2 separate regions of the Mus musculus genome follow, and region 2 is linked to region 1. Evidence: chromatin loops called from intact Hi-C (ENCODE). Cell type or tissue: left cerebral cortex. All regions are shown on one strand. Each heading gives the region's core, and the rest is flanking DNA. Links, peaks and the distances in the headings are about the cores only.

Region 1 (6,449 bases), core at 2,202-4,701:
TCAGTCTGGTTATTGTTTAAATTCACTACATTTTCTACACTAACTTAACATAAATTAAAGCATTCAGGAATTCTTATAATAAATGTCAATTAGCATCCATGATACTCTATTTAATGACTTCTCAAAGATCTCTAGGTTTTAATCCTTGAATCTTATGGCTATAATACCTCATATGGGAAAGGGAACATTGCAGATATAATTGTTACTATAACATTATGAATGAGGTTACCATGGATGTTTTGTGTAGGACATCAATAATATCACAAATATGGGAGAGAGGCATAAACATAAAGAGATGCTGGCACAGAGAACAGGAGTAGGCAACCTTACAATGAAGGTACTTAAGGAAGAAATGCAGACACAGACCCAAAGATGGCATCTTCCAACATAGGTAAGAAGAAAGGGATTTATTTTGGGCGACTTACACAGTAAAACAAAAGAAATAAAAACACATATGCTATTGCCTCATTTTTTTATTTCTAAAGACTCATTCTAGACTTTGAATACACAGAATATTGAAAGAATAAATGTATGTTGTTTAACTTTGTGGTGTCTAACTTCATGGGAATCTGGTGTGTACCAGACACTGCACTGGCCATCTTATTTCAACGCTGTGACAGCCTTGTGAAATATTATCACATAGATTTTGAAACTAAGGATGTTCAAATTTTGACAGATCAGAACTAATTAGTGAGAGAGTCTGAAGTGGAAGTCAGGTGTCTGACTTCAGAATCTATTTTCTTTCCATTACAGTATCTAGTAAAAATAACTGTTGAAGAGATTTTACATTCCACAGAAGTCTGCACTAAAAATTATACAGGCAAAACTTACTGTATTCTTCCCCAAATCTAAAAAGAAAAACTTAGAGTTACATTAAAATTTGCTTTTCTTAGCTATTTAGAGAGAAAGTGTTCTTTGGTTAAGGTGTGATATAGCCTCTGTACCTGGACACACTTCAGTGGAAGGTTATACATCCAAAAATGTGTGAACAGCCCAAAATGGCCTTGAGAGGTTTTAAACATAGAAGTGAACACAAACATAGGTAAATAGGGAAAAGGAGTGAATCTAGGAGTTGTGGGAAGGAGTAAGTACTATCAAAAACATAGTGTAAGATTGTCAAAACACCGTATAACAAATACAAAAGTAAGTAAATAAATAACTCATTTAATAATTATTTACAAATGTGAAAGTAATTTTATTCTCTGCGACTCACTTTTCCTTTCTAAATAATTTGCTGCTGCTTGAAACCCAAACCCAGGCATCCACATATGTTCTTATTCTATAATTTAGCCACAAACCAGCCTAATTCAGTTTTATCATCTGCACAATGAAGCTGAAAACTTAACATAGACTTTATACACACATTATGAAAATAAGAGATTTGTTTTTTTTTCAATAGCATATAATATCACTTAGAACACAGTGTTATAATATAAAAATAACTATGGTGATATATCCTGTCCAGAATTGGGGTTTAAATATTAATTTTCAAAGATTTGCCTTCTTTGCTAATGAAGTATCTTCACCTAGTTCTATGATTATAGAATAAAAAGCATTTCAACATCGATATTTCATAAGTTGAGGCTCTCTGGGCCTCAAGCACACAATTTTCCATAAGTATGAAATGAGGCCTATGAAAAATAATGAGCTGTGTCATTACATGATTGCAGGAAAAGTCTGGTGGCCACTAAGAATCTCCAGGTTTATTTAGCCACTGTATTTCCTCCAAACAAACACTAACTGTCTTCACTGTGAATTTGGGTAACATAGATTAATGAGAATGTAAGGAAACCAAATCATTCCTTGCGTGGATGAGAATGTATTTCTTCTTCTTCTTCTTCTTCTTCTTCTTCTTCTTCTTCTTCTTCTTCTTCTTCTTCTTCTTCTTCTTCTTCTTCTTCTTCTTCTTCTTCTTCTTTGTTTTGTGTTTTGTTTTGTTTTGTTTTGTTTTTTGAGACAGGGTTTCTCTGTGTAGCCCTGGCTGTCCTGGAACTCACTTTATAGACCAGGCTGTCCTGGAACTCAGAAATCTGCCTGCCACTGCCTCTCAAGTGCTGGGATTAAAGGCATGTGCCACCATACCCGGCTAGAGAACGTATATCTTCTAAACCTTCTAAATTAACTGTTTCTACTTCCCATAAAAACACAGATTATTAAAGTGGATTTTTTAAATTGTAAAGGTTCTAAAATTTAAAAGGCATTGTGCACAATGTCACACAGCATTCTATTAACCTTAGAACTGCTTGGAGATCAATCAAGTATTTATGAATGTCAGGCATCTCCATCATAATGACAGAAATTGATAAGACAGAGGTAGTTATCTACTTAAAATGACTTACCTGTGAACTAAACTTTCTCTGGAAAACCTACTTTCTTTGGCAACAAAGGAAAGCATAATCCTCTACCAGTCGGTGCATGGCTGTGTACCTCAAAGAAGAGGTATATGGGAAGGCATGGGGTCTTTGTAGCATGATCTCAGAGGGAAAAGCAAACCTTGGTTCTTACTAAGGCCAAGCCAAATACTGCTGCTATTTACCTTTACCTCAAAACAACTTCACATATTCATAGCTAATTGACTGTCAATGGTTTCTTTCAAAAACCATTGCATTTTATAAAAACACTCAAATACCATGTATACAGTGATACCATATAGGTAGATCAATATTTTACCTTTTTCACAGAAATGTGAGAATTTGTCTTTGTAGTTGAGAAGGAAAGATATTAAGTGACTAGAGTAGGATCAGGTAACAGATTACAAGTGATATAAAAACAGACTAAGGATAACTAAGGGACAGAAGAGAACAAACAAGGAATGGATAGGGATGGGAAGGGAAGGTTGGGTGGGAAACAAGAACAAAGCATTTCAAGAACAAAGAAAAATGTTAATAAAACCCATGATTTTGTACACTAGCTTTAAATTCTGGTACAAAGCAGAACCTTTCTTTGATACTTTCTCAAATCTGCAATGTGCTTTGCTACCTGATGTGTGAGAAACCAACTTGTCGAGCACTGAATCTCAGGATTTATACATTTGAAAAAAATGAAACAAAAATGTGAAAAATAATATAATTAAAGGGGTGTCTGAATGCACATGTGTGAAGTCGTTAAAAATAATTTTGTCTTCCCACTCCACCTCTGAGGGGACTGTCAAGTGGGCATTTGTCTCTGTTTCCCTCCCACTTGCTTATCCTGATATGGCCACCAAACCTCCCCCTCAAACATGGTTGCTATGGGACCAGGAATCACTACTTTGACCATGTGGGCACATTTTACTTTGCTGTTAGTTTATTCAGCTTATCTCTCATATTTAAAAAAGAAATCCCTGTTAAACTGAGGGTTTGAGGATAGACAGTTGGGGACAGTTGGTTCAATAGTTAAGTGCATTCAAAATCCATTTGAATTCCACTTCAAGGGAATCCAATGTGATCTTTTGGAGACCACTGGATGAAACTTAGTTCATATATGTGGCTTTGGGTGCTCACACATATACATGAAATAATAATAAATGTATTTTCAAAAGGTTCTGCCCCTAATTCTATTAAAGAGAATCCATTCCCGTTTCCACAACACCTCGTCTACCTCAGTTCTAATCCCCTTGTTTTCTCTATATCATATATGTCCAAAAGGCCTTTATCTACTGACCAGGAAAGTTACCAAAGTGACTTCAGTGAGGAGATAGACTTTGAACTGTACCTTGAGAGATGGACAAGGGTTTCATAGGCAAAGAAATAGGGAAATGCACATTCTAAAAATTAGAAGTCTGCATAAGATACTGAGCAGTTTCTGGGCTAATAACCACTTATCAGTGAGTACATATTATTTGAGTTCTTTTATGATTGTGTTACCTCACTCAGGATGATGCCCTCCAGGTCCAACCATTTGCCTAGGAATTTCATAAATTCATTCTTTAGTGAGATATAAGGTACAATTTGCAAAACACATGAAACTGAAGAACAAAGACCAAAGTGTGGACACTTTGCCCCTTCTTAGAATTGGAAACAATCACCCATGGAAGGAGTTACAGAGACAAAGTTTGGAGCTGAGACAAAAGGATGGACCATCAAGAGACTGCCATATCCAGGGATCCATCCCATAATTATCCTCCAAACGATGACACCATTGCATACACTAGCAAGCGTTTGGTGCAAGGACCGTGATATAGCCGTCTCTTGTGAGACTAGGCCGGGGCCTAACAAACACAGAAGTGGATGCTCACAGTCAACTATTGGATGGATCACAGGGCCCCCAATGGAGGAGCTAGAGAAAGTATCCAAGGAGCTAAAGAGATCTGCAGCCCTGTAGGTGCAACATTATGAACTAACCAGTACCCCGGAGCTCTTGACTCTAGCTGCATATGTATCAAAAGATGGCCTAGTTGGCCATCACTGGAAAGAGAGGCCCACTGGACAGGCAAACTTTATATGCCCCAGTACAGGGGAACGCCAGGGCCAAAAAATGGGAATGGGTGGGTAGGGGAGTGGGGGGGGGGGAGGGTGTGGGAGGCTTTTGGGATAGCATTGGAAATGTAATTAAGGAAAATACGTAATAAAAAAAAGAGAGAAAAGAGAAAAAAGATACTGAGCAGTGATTATTGGAATATGAACATTCAATAAAAATTGTAATTTGTACACAATGTGTCTGGAGTACAAACCAGAAATTTACATTTTTACAAATAACCATCTTACTCACATACTAGTGGTTTTCTGAAGACACATAGAGAAACAAATTGATTTGCAAAAATGTTATAGTTAGCCAAATAGAATAGGTTAATTTGTAGAAATACATAGAGGACTCTTGCTGAGGATTTGTGTGAGAGTTAGTGTCTATATGAAATCACGGTCTCAAGGATACATGGAAATATAATAGGTGCTTCTCAGCCATTCAATATTGCTCATTCTTTGTTTAGCTCTGATCCCCATTTTTAATAGGGTTATTTGATTTTCTGGAATCCAACTCTTGAGTTCTTTATATATGTTAGATATTAGTCCCCTAGTACCTTTAGTATTGGTAAAGATCTTTTCCCAATCTGTTGGTGGCCATTTTGTCTTATTGACCATGTCTTTTGCCTTACAAAAGCTTTGCAATTTTATGGGGTCCCATTTGTCGATTCTTGATCTTGCATCACAAGCCATTGCTGTTCTGTTCAAGAATTTTCCCCTCTGCCCATAGCTTGCGGTTCTTTCCCACTTTCTCCTCTATAAATTTCAGATTCTCTGGTTTTATGTGAAGTTCCTTGATCCACTTAGACTTGTGCTTTGTACAAGGAGTTAAGAATGGATTAATTTGCATTCTTCTACATGCTAAATGCCAGTTGAGCCAGCTACATTTGTTGAAGATGCTGTCTTCTTCCCACTGAATAGTTTTAGCTCCTTTGTCAAAGATCAAGAGACCATAGATGTGTGGGATCATTTCTGAGACTTTGATTATATTCCAGTGATCTACCTGTCTGTCACTGTACCAGTACCATGCAGTTTTTATCACAATTGTTCTGTAGTACAACTTAAGGATATGGTGGTGATTCCACCAGAGGTTCTTTTATTGTTGAGAATAGTTTTTGCTATCCTAAATTTTTTTGTCATTACAGAGGAATTTGAAAATTGCCATTTCTAATTCTGTGAAGAATTTAGTTGTAATTTTGATGGGGATTGCATTGAATCTGCAGATTGCTTTTGGCAAGATAGACAATTTTACTATATTAATCCTGCCAATCCATGAGCATGGAAGATCTTTCCATTTTCTGAGATCTTCTTTGATTTCTTTCTTCAGAGACTTGAAGTTATTATCATACATATCTTTCACTTGCTTAGTTAGAGTCAAAGCAAGGTATTTTATATTTTTTTGTAACTATTGTGAAGGGTGTCATTTTGCTAATTTCTTCTTCAGCCTGTTTATCTTTTGTGTGGAGAAAGGTCACTGATTTGGTTGACTTAATTTTGTATTCAGCTACTTCATTGAAGTTGTTTATCAGGTTTAGGAGTTCTATGGTAGAATTTTTAGGTCCTCTTATATATACTATCATATCATCTGCAAATAGTGATATTTTGAATTCTTCCTTTTCAATTTGTATTCATTTGATCTCCTTTTGTTGTCTAATTGCTCTGGGTAGTACTTCAAGTACTATATTAAATACATAGAAAGAGAGTGGGCAGCCTTATCTAGACCCTGATTTTAGTGGGATTGCTTCAATTTTCTCTCTATTTAGGTCGATGTTGCCTATTGGTTTTCTCTTATTATGTTTAGTTATGGGCCTTGAATTCCTGATCTTTCCAAGACTTTAAACATGAAGGTCTGTTAGATTTGTCAAATGCTTTCTCAGCATCTAATGAGATGATCATGTGGTTTTTGTCTTTGAGTTTGTTTATATAGAGGATTACATTGATGGATTTCCATATATTAAACCATCCCTGCAACCCTGGAATGAAACCTACTTGGTCAGGATGGATGATTGT
Region 2 (6,449 bases), core at 2,236-4,735, 460 kb before region 1:
TTGACAAAATCTAGCACCCCTTCATGATAAAAGTCTTGGAAAGATCAGAAATTCAAGGCCCATAGCTAAACATAATAAAAGCAATCTACAGAAAACCAGTAGCCAACATCAAAGTAAATGGGTAGAAGCTGGAAGCAATCCCACTAAAATTAGGGACAAGACAAGGCTGCCAACATTCTCCCTACCTATTTAACATTGTACTTGAAGTGCTAACCAGAGCAATTCAACAACAAAAGGAGATCAAGGGGATACAAATTGGAAAGGAAGAAGTCAAAACATCACTTTTTGCAGATGATATGATAGTATATATAAGTGACCCTAAAAATTCCACCAGAGAACTCCTAAACCTGAAAAACAGCTTCGGTGAAGTAGCTGGATATAAAATTAAATCAAACAAGTCAATGGCCTTTCTCTACAAAAAGAATAAACAGGCTGAGAAAGAAGTTAGAGAAACAACACACTTCTCAATAGTCACAAATAATATAAAATACCTTGGTGTGACTCTGAATAAGGAAGGGAAAGGTCTTCATGATAAGAACTTCAAGTCTCTGAAGAAAGACATTAAAGAAGATCTCAGAAGATGGAAAGATCTCCCATGCTCATGGAGTGGCAGGATCGATATAGTAAAAATGGAAATCTTGCCAAAAGCAATCTACAGATTCAATGCAATCCCCATCAAATTTCCAACTCAATTCTTCAACGAATTAGAAAGGGCAATCTGCAGATTCATCTGGAATAACAAAAAATCTAGGATAGCAAAAACTCTTCTCAAGGATAAAAGAACCTCTGGTGGAATCACAATGTCTGACCTAAAGCTTTACTACAGAGCAATTGTAATAAAATCTGCATGGTACTGGTATAGTGACAGACATGTAGACCAAGGGAATAGAATTGAAGACCCAGAAATGAACCCACACACCTATGGTCACTTGCTCTTTGACAAAGGAGCTAAAACCATCCAGTGGAAAAAAGATAGCATTTTCAACAAATGGTGCTGACACAACTGGTGGTTATCATGTAGAAGAATGTGAATTGATCCATTCCTATCTCCTTGTACTAAGTTCAAATCTAGAGTGGATCATGGAACTCCACATAAAACCAGAGTCATTGAAACCTATAGAGTAGAAAGCGGGGAAAAGCCTCGAAGATATGGCCACAGGGGGAAAATTCCTGAATAGGACAGCAATGGCTTGTGCTGTAAGATCGAGAATTGACAAATGGGACCTCATAAAACTGCAAAGTTTCTGTAAGGCAAACGATACCATCAATAAGACAAAAAGGCCACCAAGAGATTGGGAAAGTATCTTTGCCTATCCTAAATCAGATAGGGGAATAATATCCAATATATATATATATATATATATATATATATATATATATATATATATAAAGAACTCAAGAAGGTGGACTCCAGAAAATCAAATAACCCCATTATAAATGGGGCTCACAGCTAAAGAAAGAATTCTCACCTGAGGAATACCGAATGGCTGAGAAGCACCTCAAAATATGTTCAGCATCCTTATCATCAGGGAAATGCAAATCAAAACAAACCTGAGATTCCATCTCACACCAATCAGAATGGCTAAGATAAAAAATTCAGGTGACAGCAGATACTATCAAGGATGTGCAGAAAGGGGAACACTCCTCCATTGTTGATGGGAGTGCAAGCTTGTACAACCACTCTGGAAATCAGTCTGGTGGTTCCTTAGAAAATTGGACATAGTACTACCAGAGGATTCCACAATACCTCTCCTGGGCATATGTCCAGAAGATGTTCCAACTGGTAATAAAGACACATGCTCTACTATGTTCATAGCAGCCTTATCTATAATAGCAAGAAGCTGGAAAGAACCCAGATGCCCCTCAACAGAGGAATGGATACAAAAATGTGTTTCATTTACACAATGGAATACTACTCAGCTATTAAAAACAACAAATTTATGAAACTCTTGGGCAAATGGATGTATCTGGAGGATATCATCCTGAGTGAGGTAACCCAACCACAAAAGAAATTACTTGATATGCACTCACTGATAAGTGCATATTTGGCTAGAAACCTAGAATATCTAAGATACAACATCCAAAACTCAAAAAAAAAACAAGAAGGAATACCAACTCGAGGACACTTCATGCCAAAGCATTTTGATGCTTTTCAGAAACTTGTATTAATGCCCTGTTGGTGAATATAAACCTACACAATTCACTGTATATGAGGTAATTGAGTTGGTGCCTACCTAAATTGTTCAACCTCACTTAGTTGTGTTCATGATGCTGCACATTCTTGAAGGAGAAACACAAACACTAACCTAGCTGCAAATCTTTCAATCTACAATGGTTGCCTGCCTATTAGACTTAGTAGTTCAATTGTGTCCCAAAGCTTATGTAGGTAGCCAACCAATATTTGATTGGATTTAAAGCCTACTCCATGAGATGTATCCCATGCCCACATTGCTCAGGGTTCCAAGAACATAAAACTAGATAGGCCAGAGACCTAAGGGAAAATGAGATACTACTGTCCTGCTAAGAAAACACAACTATAAAATTACTTCTAACAATATTCTGCTATGTCTATAGATTAGTTCCTTGCTCAGCTATGCATAAAGAAGATTCCTTCTACAGTAGCTAAAAATAATTATAGGACTCACAGCTAGATGAAGTGCAGAGAGTGAGAGACCTTATAATACTCCGTCCTAAATGGGATATTGTCATCTATTCCCTCCTCTCATAGCTAGGGGAATCCTATAGAGGAGAAGGCAGAAACACTGAAAGAGTAAGAGGGAATAGAGAATACAAAAAAAAAGAAAGAAAGAAAGAAAGAAAGAAAGAAAGAAAGAAAGAAAGAAAGAAAGAAAGAAAGAAGGAAGGAAGGAAGGAAGGAAGGAAGGAAGGAAGGAAAGAAAGAAAGAAAGAAAGAAAGAAAGAAAGAAAGAAAGAAAGAAAGAAAGGAAGGAAGGTAATCAAATCAAAACAAACAAACAAAAAACAAAGCCAAGGCATTCTAAACACTGTGATACTGAAGTACATATGAAGTCCAAGTGACTGTGACTGTATGCATAAGGCTAGTATAGGTCTTAGCCTGATAGGGCCCAAAAGCTAAGAGTGGAATTAAAACACCTGTTCACATCCATAACTCAGAATCTATCTTCCACTGATAAACACTTGCAAATGAAAAATTACCTTTCTTCAAGAGTCTCACTAAACATAAAAACAAAATATTTTAAGGGTATTTTTATTGATATTTTCTTTATATACATTTCAAATGTTATCCCCTTCCCCGATCCCCCCCCCCAAGAAACTCACTATCCCATTCCCCTTTCTCTTGCTTCTATGAAGGTATACCCCCACCCACCAACCCACTCCTGCCTCCCCGCCTTTGAATTCCCTTACACTGGGAAATCAAGACTTCACAGGACCAAGGGCCTCTTCTACCATTGATACCCAACAAGGCCATCCTCTTCTACATATATGGCTGAAGCCATGGGTCCCTCCATGTGTACTCCTTGGTTGGTGCTTTAGACCCTGGGAGCTCTGGTTGGTTTATATTGTTGTTCTTCCTATGGGGTTACAACCCCCTTCAGCTCCTTCAGTCCTTTCTCTAACTACTCCAATGGTGGCTGCCTCTCTTGAGAAAGCTATAACAGTTTGCTGTCAGTAAGCACTTCTTAGCACCCACAATAATGTCTGGGTATGGTAACTGTATATGGGAGGGATGCCCAGGTGGGGCAGTCTCTGGTTGGCCTTTCCTTAAGTCTCAGCTCTACACTTTGTCTCTGTATTTGCTCTTGTGAGTATTTTGTTACTGCTTCTAAGAAAGACTGGAGTACCCACTCTTAAAGCCAAGACACTACCTAGCAGTAGAGGTTCAATACAAACACATGGTTTTCTTTGTAGGTTTTTGTCTCCCATAATATTTTGTTTGGACTCTTTTATTTTCCCACAGGTCTTTTGCTTATATATTATTATTTCTGATTTTGTGTTTAATATGATTCCTGTTTTTGCTACTATGTTTATGTCTAAGTTTATAATTTTCCTTTGCCTTTGACTCTTTGTTTTATCAGTTCTTGTTTTGTTTGTTTTGTCCTATTTTTTCTATATTTAGATGCATTTTTTGTTTTCTGGTGAGAGAGATCAAGAAATGATGTAGAATTGCATGGGTGTAAAGGTACAGAGGAGCTGGACAAGTTGAAGGGGAGCAACTAAAATCAGAATATATTATATTAAAATAATTTAAAATAAAATATGTGCTATCACAAATATTAAGAATAGTTGCCAATTTGTTTTCCCAATAACTTATTTATCTATTCACTTTATACCCCAATCACAACTACCCCTCCCTCCTCTCTTCCCAGTCCCACCCTTACAAATTCCTCTCCCTATTACCCTATTCTTTTCTCCTCAGAGAAGGGGAATACCCCTTGTGTATCACCCCTCCCTGGGACGTCTAGTCTCAGCAGGACTAACCATAGCCTCTCCCACTGGGTCCCAACCAACCAGTCCACTTAGGGGAATGGGACTGAATGGCAGAAAATAAAGTCAGAGACAGCCCCAAATCCACTTGCTAGGAGACCCACATGAAGACCAAGTTGCACATCTGTTACAAATATACAGAGGTCTATGTCCAGCTCTTGCATATGCTTTGCTTGTTGGTTCAGTCTCTGTAAGCCCCCAAGGGCCCAGATTAGTTGACTCTGTAGATCTTCTTGGGCTGTCCTTGACACCTTGGCTTACTCACATCTATCCTACACTCTTCTCCAAGACTTCCAATCCCTGCCTCATGTTTGGCTATGAACCAATTTAATTGCACTACCTGAAGAAGCCTCTCAGGAAACAGCTATGCTAAGTTCCTGTCTGTAAGCATGTTTTATAAGCTGTTCTCAATATTTCTAGACTAACTGAATGTCTGCATGTAGAAGAATGCAAATGCATCCATATTGATTATTCTGCAGAAAACTCAAGTGTAGTAGATAAAAGATTTAAACATAAAATACTAAATCTAATAGAAGATAAAGTAAAGAATAGTATTGAATGCATTGGCACAGCAGACAACTTACTGAACCTAACAACAGCTTAGGCACTATGATAAAAAAAAGAAACTGAAAAGCTTTTGGAAGGCAAGAGATATTATCAGTAGTACAAAATGGCATACCACAGAATGGGAAAAGATCTTGACCAACCCTATAACCTACAGAGGGATAATATGCAAAATATATAAACAACTCAAGAAATTGACCACCACCAACCTAAATAACTCAATTTAAAAATAGTTTATAGAAATAACCAGAGATTTCTCAATAAAGGAATCTCTAGTGTATGAGATGCACTTAAAGACATGTTCAACATCCTTAATCATCAGAGAAATGCAAATCAAAATGACTCTGAGGTCTGAACTTACACCCATCAGATTGGCTGAGAACAAAATTTGAAATGACATCACATACTTGTGAGGATGTAGAGCAAGGGAAACATTCCTTCATTGATGGTAGGAGTGCAAACTTGTAAAACCACTTTGGAAATTAATTTGTTGGTTTCTCAGAAAATTGGCAATAGTTCTACATCAAGACCCAGCTATCCCACTCCTGGATACATACCCAAATAATGATCCCCCATCTTGCTCAACTATGTTCATAAATGTTTGAATTGCAATATCCAGAAATGGAGCAACCAAGATGTCCCTAAAATGAAGAATTAATAAATAAAATGTGGTATATTTACACAATGGAATACTACTCCATTATTAAAAATAATAGCATCATGAAATGTGTAGGAAAATGAATGGAACTGGAAAATATCATCAAAATTAAGGTTACATAGACCAAGGAAGAGACACATGGGATATACTCACTTGTAAGTGGATATTAGCCATAAAGTGCAAGATAACCATGATACAATTCACAGACCTACAGAAGCTAAGTAACAAGGAGGACTAAAGGAGGGACACTTGAACCTCAGTTAGAAGGGAAAATAAAATAGACATCAGAAGTAAATAGGAGGAGGTGTGGGGAGGGGAAGAGGGCAGAGATCATATGTAGGAGAGCATAAATGTTGGTAGGGGTGAGCAGTCTGGGTAAAAGTGGTGAAATCTGATAGGAGGCACCTCCAACAAAATAGCATCATGGACTGGAACTAAGCCTGCTACACATTTGAAGCAGATGTTCATCTTGATCTTTATGTGAGTCCCCCAATAAATGAAGGCTGCATATGTCTCTGACTAGGATTCCTTTGCCTGATGTTGGATTTCTTTCATCTAGCTGGGCTGCTTTGTCTGGTCTCAGTGGGAATGGATGTGCTTAGTCTTGATGTGACTTGATATCCCAGGCTAGATTAGTAACTGGGGGCATAAGAGAATGGGACTGAGAGGCGTGGGGGTCTGTGACTGATATGTAAAGTGAATAAATAAATTAATGAAAAATTAAGAATGTGTTACTACAAACATTAAGAATGGTTCCTAA

The links. Peaks named below come from ENCODE experiments on the same cell type or tissue, not always from the same donor. Only the 100,000 strongest peaks of a DNase experiment are listed, where the experiment ranks them.
Region 2: a loop joins it to region 1, with 5 times the contacts of the local background. A loop is called at or near these places in 3 of 42 quality-filtered maps.

The regions. Positions count from the first base shown.
Region 1 is chrX:39,375,717-39,382,165 of GRCm38, reverse strand. No RefSeq gene overlaps it. Among named protein-coding and RNA genes, the nearest start is that of Cypt15, 33 kb to the right of the region's middle. In left cerebral cortex, for the core only: no CTCF peak of the experiment used is centred there; a DNase peak (open chromatin) is centred at 3,168; H3K27ac peaks cover 318 bases.
Region 2 is chrX:39,832,160-39,838,608 of GRCm38, reverse strand. No RefSeq gene overlaps it. Among named protein-coding and RNA genes, the nearest start is that of Cypt14, 28 kb to the left of the region's middle. In left cerebral cortex, for the core only: no CTCF peak of the experiment used is centred there; no DNase peak of the experiment used is centred there.